2 separate regions of the Homo sapiens genome follow, and region 1 is linked to region 2. The links are chromatin contacts, found by Hi-C or POLR2A ChIA-PET in ENCODE. All regions are on one chromosome and are shown on one strand. Each heading gives the region's core, a stretch centred on a gene start or an enhancer-like site at or near the end of the contact. The rest is flanking DNA. Distances are from core to core; before and after follow the strand shown. Region 1 overlaps GAB2 (GRB2 associated binding protein 2). Region 2 holds the start of ALG8 (ALG8 alpha-1,3-glucosyltransferase).

Region 1 (3,655 bases), core at 809-3,308, 170 kb after region 2:
GAGAATACACATACTTATGGTAAAACTGCAAACAAAAGCATGGGCATGACTACCACAGAAGTCATGATACTTGGAAGAAGGGATGGAGTGGAATAAGAAGAATATGACTGGAAAGAGACATTCAGGGATTTCTGGGATGCTGGCAATTTTTTGACCTGGGTGGTAATTACATGGGTGTTTCCTTTATAGTACAGTATATATTATATATAATTTTTGTGTGTGTATTCCATTTCACAATAAAAAGTTGAAGACATAGTTGGAAACATCCTGGAAAGATGCTGAGGGTAGGAGAAGTCTAGAGACAGGAAGAGAAATTAACAGCTAGTCACGACAGTACAGGCAAGGGAGAGCCTGAGTAATGTCACTGGGAGTGGGGACAGAAAAAAAGGTATTTGAGAATTACTTAGGAGTTAGGTCTTAGTGACCCACTAGAAATGAAAACTGCGGGAGAGAGAAGAGTCAAAAGTAACTGCCAGATAAAAGTTTCAAGCTTGGGAGATCAGATGACAGGTAGGGAAATATTAAGAGTAGCAGACTCAAGCAATTAAAAAAATTGAGATATGATTCACATGCAATACAATCTACCCTTTACAGTGTACAATTCAGTAGCTTTTAGTATACTTGCAAGGTTGTACAACCATCACCACTATTTAATTCCAGAATATTTTCATCACCCAAAAAGAAATTCCATACTAACTAACAGCCTTTCCCCAGTCCCTGTCCCCCTCCCCAGCCTTCATGTAATTTTAAGAGAATAAAATCTTGTGGTTAAACCCTGCCCCCTGCCTTTTTTTTTTTTTTTTTTAAATTGAGACAGGGTCTCAGTCTGTCGCTCAGGCTGGAGTACAGTGGCATGATCACAGCTCACTGCAACCTCAACCTCCCCAGGGTTGAGGGGATCCTCCCACCTCAGCCCCCTGAGTAGCTGGGACTACAGGCACATGCCACCATGCCTGGCTAATATTTTTTTAAAAAACCTGTCTTGACAGAGCAACAATGATATTCAACTGGTCTCAGCAGTTCAATCCCCAAGATCTTAATTTGCTTCTCTATTTCACAAAGTGGAGAGCTCTGGGGAAACAGAAAAGCTGCTTTTCTCAGGATATAGAGAGTAACATCCTGTTTCCTAGTTCTACCTTGGATAGGGACTCAAGTCAACAGAGAGAGATCAAGGGTGGCAGAGAGAGGTGTCTGGTTATAATGGCTTTCAATCAGTCCCAGTACGGTTCACTTTGGGGAGGGTTAGAAATGTGTGTGTGTGTGTGTGTGTGTGTGTGTGTGTGTGTGTGTGTGTGCGCGCGCGCCTGTGTGTGTGGTGGTGGCAGTGGTGGGGTAAGTTGTCACAATGATTGGAAAGCCTTACAGGCATTAGAGGGCAGAGGACAGGTATATTAACCTCAAACCATGCATAGGATAAAATCTCGCATAACAAAGAATTGTCCCACCTACAATTTCAATACACGCCTCTGAGAAATGTGGGGGTGGAGGGAGTGAGGGGTTGGGCAGAATTCCTATTATTTCTGCAAGTACAAAAACCAAAATGAGCCGGGTGCGGTGGCTCACGCCTGTAATCCCAGCACTTTGGGAGGCCAAGGCGGTTGGATAACGAGGTCAGGAGATCAAGACCATCCTGGCTAACACGGTGAAACCCCGTCTCTACTAAAAATACAAAAAAAAAAAAAAAAATTAGCCGGGCACGGTGGTGGGCGCCTGTAGTCCCAGCTACTCGGGAGGCTGAGGCAGGAGAATGGCGTGAACCTGGGAGGCGGAGCTTGCAGTGAGCCAAGATCGTGCCACTTGCACTCCAGCCTGGGCGACAGAGCAAGACTCTGTCTCAAAAAAAAAAAAAAAAAGAAAAAAAAATCAAAATGAAAGTTATGATCTGTAAGCGGGAACCAGGCCCAGGCCCAAGAATGTGTGGTTAAAAATAGCTTAGAGAACAGAAGATTTAAATGAGCTCACAGTGAAAAGGGTTATTAATGGAAACTCAGATATTAATAGTGATGAATCTCAGTTCACCAAGGCGAACCGCAGCCCAGGCCTGGTCGTGTTCCAGCGCCACTGTCCTTCAGTCTCTGATGTGTGTTACAGCTGCAGCTTCAGGTGTGGGAAAGAGCAAAGTTCATTGCCACAAACCCTGAGCCTCGTATCACCCATCAGAAAGAGTACCCTTGTGGGTATGTCCTACAGTTCATTCTAAAAAAATAAGAAGACCCATTAGGGAGCTCTCTACACAGGGGAAAAAAGTTTGATTTGTCTCCTTACTAAAGGTTTTTTCTTTCACTACAATGATTTTGTATGAAATTCTGCCACTGAAGAACCCTGTTAAAATTAGCAATTTACTTTCAAACATTTATTATGTGTGAAGCTCTGGGAAGCAGAGGCAACAAGATGGGACAGTTCTCAGATCAAAAGGGCTTCTGTTCTAGTGGGGAAGCTAAAATATGGGCACAACTTCATAAAATATACATCTGCCTATATAATGTACTGAGGTAAAAATAATTTACTAAATGAAAGTAAGTTTTTTCTTCCCCCCATATTTACTGAACACTTATTAGGTACATTTTATATACATGAAAGTAAGTTTTGGGGTCAGCTTCATTACTTAAGAGCTGCATAAAAATGAGCTCTTTCATATACCTAAGCCTCAGTTTCAATTATAAAATGAAGATGATAATCCTAACCAGGTTGTTACAAGAATCAAGTAAGGTAATATAAAGGTTGTTTTTTTTTCTTTCCCTAAAGAATATTATATATATAAACTTTCCTATAAAGTTCTATTACAGAAAAGGAAGAATTTTTATTTGATATAAGAACAGTTCAACAAAGGATAGAGCATTTGAACTGGGCTTCAAACATACGGTTAGGATAGTAAATGCATTACACCAAAAGTAATAAATTATTCAATAAGTTTTCACTGAGCCACTATAACATAACAACAAAAGCCTCTGCGTGCCAGGCTGTGGGCCAGGCAGTGGTGTTGGTACTGCTTATTATATTGCTTTTAAATTGCCTCCATGCATTTGTTTATTCATTAATTCTTTCCATAAATACATAAGATACAATTAGTTTACCAGAGTAGCAAGACACCTAGAAAGCCTGAGACAACTGGACTTGGAGCGAGGCGGTAGTTAGGTATGAGGCTGTGGGCAAGAAGAGGTGCCTACAGAAGCTCAATCCCACCAGGTCATACAGAGGCCAGAGCCCTGAGGCCCTGAGATGGGGTGAGAGAAACAGGTAAGAGGCAGAGCAGAGTTCTACCGACAATTTTACCTAACAAACAATGCCGTCCAGGGCTGGCTGTAGTGATAGACATCAGCTTCATGCCTTGCTGCAAATTACGAAGAATACCAACCTTCCTCCCATGTCTAGGCTTGAAAACAGCCCTTTTTCTAGGTCTGTGTCACAGGGCAGCACATTACATAAGATGCCCTGAACTGAGGGCACAACCAACTGAATGTTCCTGGTGTTTACTGTAAACTCTGAGCCAGCATGACCTGTGGAGTTTAAAAAAAAAAAAAAAAGGTAATTTCCCTACAGTTCTTCAATAAGAAAGTAAGAGGAAAACAAGAGGGAGATTCTGGGGTTTCTCCAAGCTGTGTGGTCTTTACCACCACCACCACCACCACCACCACAACAAAAACAAAATACAGTT
Region 2 (3,303 bases), core at 765-3,264:
AACTTTATTATTGTATCTCAGTCAACAGCAAGGCCTGAGGAGAGGGAGAGAGATGATGGAACAGCTGGTTGATAGAGCAGTCAGAACACACAGCATTTATTAAGTTCACCATAGTGTTGCCCCAAAGCAATCAGAATAGTAGTATCAAAGATCACTGATTACAGATCATAACAAATATAATAGCAATGAAAAAGTGTGAAATATTTCAAGATTTACCAAAATGTAACACAGACACAAAATGAGCACATGATGTTAGAAAAATGGCATTGATAGAGTTGCTCAATGGAGAGTTACCGCAGCCTTCAATTTGTAAAAAAAATGAAAATGCAGTATCTGTGAAGTGCAATAAAGCAAAGTACAAAAAATGAGGTATTCCTGTACATGTGCTGCCAAAGTGAGCGCTATATACATTCTTAACCTGGACCAAGAGCAGTATTCAAAATAACAACTCTGGCCAGGCACGGTGGCTCATGCCTGTAATCCCAACATTATGGGAGGCCGAGGCAGGTGGATCACTTGAGGTCAGGAGATTTGAGATCAGCCCTCCGCCATCATGGTGAAACCCCATCTCTACTAAAAATACAAAAATTAGCCTGGCGCGGTGGTGCAAGCCTGTAATCCCAGCTACTCCGGAGGCTGAGGCAGGAGAATCGTTTGAACCCGGGAGGCAGAGGTTGCAGTAAGCTGAGATCGTGCCACTGTACTCCAGCCTGGGTGACAGAGTGGGACGAGACTGTCTCAAAAAAAAAAAAAATAACAAACAAAAAAAACAACTCTGAGGATACATTTCTAGCCTGAGGCAACTAAAGCAAGAAATAATCTTATGCACAGACCTACAGTTAATCATTTTACTGAATCTACATATACATTCCACTTACATGATTACATATACGCATCAGTATGGACTTACATTCTATACATATGACTCTCCCATATTCAACAAGAGATCACCAAGAGCCTGAATCAAAGGATACCAATAAAACAAACCCTAAACTAGGAAGTGGGAGGGAAAGGAGAAAAGGGATGAGGGAGAAAAAGAAAAAAGAGGAAGGATGAAGGGAAGGCGGAAGCCAATATTAATAAATACTGAGTACCTACTGTATACACACCACCATTTCATGGTTGCTTCTTGGTTTCCACGCTTTCAGTCTTGGCCCTACATCCATTTTTTACACAGCAGTCTAACTGTGGTCTTCGAAACCCTGTGTTATCTGTCCCCAGTGCACCCCATGCTGTGCCACTCCTCTCCCTCAATGCTCTGCAGCCACAAGGGGCACTTTCTGTTCCTAGAATGCTCTGACTTCTTTCCTGCCACAGGGCCTTTGAACTTACTCTTTCCTATGCCTGAACTGCTTTCCACATCACTTATTCTTTTTCATTTTTTGAATTTCAACTCAAACATCACCTTCTAAAGGAATAGCGCACAGCCACTTAGTAACCCTCTATTTCCTTTATCACAATCTGAAAAGTTCCTGTTTGTCTAGCTCCACCCACCAACTTCGAGGGCAAGGACCAGCAATGTCTTGCTCACCACCGCATCTCCCGGGAGTTAGAACGGTACCTGGCACCTCAGGCATCTGATAATACTGGCTGAATGGCTGTTGGAGGCAGAGGTTCTTAACTGCCTATTAAGGATGAGGACCCTGAGGTTCAGAAACGTTAAAGTGATTTGTTCCAAATCAGACAGCGCCAGGTCTGAACCTAGCCAGCTGGGGCTAAGTCAAGTAACAACTGGCGAAACAGAAAGCTTAGCAAAGGCAGGATAGCGACAAACACGACCTAAAGTTTTCTCTTCATACCCAGGGATATCCACACCTTTCTCTCCCGCCCTGACCGACCGCGGGGCCTCCCCGCCCAGCCCCTGGCCGTGCGAGTCCCTTACTATGTGGGGATGAGAAGGCATTTGAGAAGAGTCACCCCGAGCGCCAAAGCCGAAAACCAATTGCCAGTACCCGTGGCAATTGTGAGCGCCGCCATTGCTGCGGCACCGCACGCTTCCCACCAACTTGATCCACATCCGGGATCCCGCGCATGCGGAGAAAGCCCTCTGAAGCCGTGCCCGCTAGCTGCGCGCATGCGGCGAGCGGCGCAGCCAGTCCGGGGACTGCAGTCAGCTATTTAAACCTCCCGCCCACCTTTTCTTTAGACCCGCGTCTCACCCCGGGCCGGAAGGGCTCCTGCGCAGGCGTTTGTAGCCACTTTTAAGTTTTATCAGCTAGTTCATGCTTGCGTTGAAAGAGTGGTCGTTTGCGCTGGGTCATCACTGTGTAGTATTGGGGATACTTAGGTGAGAAAAAAACTTAACGCTAGAGACGTTCACGCACTAGTGGAGAAGCCAGGATTGTTGCCCTAGAGTTACAGTAGATAAAAGTACCTCAGAGAACTGCGGGGGCTCCCAACCTGGACGCTTGCACCGGAGTATTAAATCCAGCTAGAGAATGGCATGTGCAAAGATACAGAGGTGAGAAACATTGTGTTTTTAGAACTCTGAGCGAGGCTCTTGGCTCACCTCCTGCTTGAGCGGAACCCATTCTGGAAGCAGGGTAGAGGCTAGTCCTAACGCTTAGTGTACAAATAGCCTACGGTTCATGTTAAAATAATTCGGATTCTGATTCAGTAGGCCCAACAAACTCGCAGATTGCGTAATGACTGAGGCACATGCAATTTAATTAGGCTTGTCTCATTATTTTACTGTATGATCTTGGACAAACTAAACTCTAAACCTCAGTTTCTTTTTTTAAAATTTTTATTTATTTATTTATTTTTGAAAATAGGAGATAAAAATGGTTTCTGGCCGGACGCGGTGGCTCACGCCTGTAATCCCAACACTGGGAGGCCGAGGTGGGCGAATCACCTGAGTTCAGGAGTTTGAGATCAGCCTGGCCAATATGGTGAAACCCTGTCTCTACTAAAAATTAAAAAAAAATTAGCCGTGCATGGTGGCGGGCGCTTGTAATTCCACCTACTCGGGAGGCTGAAGCTAGAGAATCGCGTGAACGTGGGAGGCGGAGGTTGCAGTGAGCTGAGATCGCGCCATTGCACTTCAGCCTGGGCAAGCCTCAGGCCTGTTTATCCAAGATGCTTTTGGTCTAAAAAAAAAAAAGTTTCAGCCTCATAAACTGGTTGTGAGGATTAAATGAGAATGCATGTAAATTGCTTGATATGATTCCAGGACAGAATAAATGCTCAATAATGTGTCAGATCAGTTAATTATCTTGCTGAAAGATGCACAGCAAGTAGGTGACAGTGTCACCTCCCTAATATGAGTTTATGCCCTCCCACAGCTTCAGCTGCCACCCATGT

The links. Hi-C counts contacts between places; a loop is a spot of excess contacts on that map. ChIA-PET counts read pairs that join two places held with the same protein, here RNA polymerase II (POLR2A). Pooled maps may share reads with other maps.
Region 1: a pooled map shows a loop between it and region 2 (7-fold over the local background). The contact joins the enhancer-like site here to the promoter of ALG8 in region 2. A Hi-C loop is called at or near these places in 5 of 37 single-sample maps with no recorded cell type and 9 of 50 pooled maps. POLR2A ChIA-PET finds 5 or more read pairs at or near these places in 4 of 52 experiments (GM12878, H1, activated B cell and 1 more).

Annotation. Positions count from the first base shown.
Region 1 is chr11:78,308,678-78,312,332 of GRCh38, forward strand. All of the region lies in intron 1 of GAB2 (GRB2 associated binding protein 2), which reads right to left. The region is part of intron 1 of LOC105369402 (a long non-coding RNA gene); the gene reads left to right. Among named protein-coding and RNA genes, the nearest start is that of GAB2, 110 kb to the right of the region's middle. Within about 2 kb of position 2,059, at least 17 of the 41 ENCODE cell types and tissues checked have a DNase peak (open chromatin) inside an H3K27ac peak, as active enhancers do; they include GM12878, where a contact is called at or near this core.
Region 2 is chr11:78,137,612-78,140,914 of GRCh38, forward strand. ALG8 (ALG8 alpha-1,3-glucosyltransferase) reads right to left here and starts at 2,015. Exons shown (of 13, transcript NM_024079.5): 1 at 1,883-2,015. The coding sequence starts at 1,977. KCTD21-AS1 (KCTD21 antisense RNA 1) reads left to right here and starts at 2,182. Exons shown (of 3, transcript NR_102281.1): 1 at 2,182-2,461. RefSeq lists enhancers at 1,598-1,707, 1,788-1,867, 2,478-2,587, 2,748-3,303.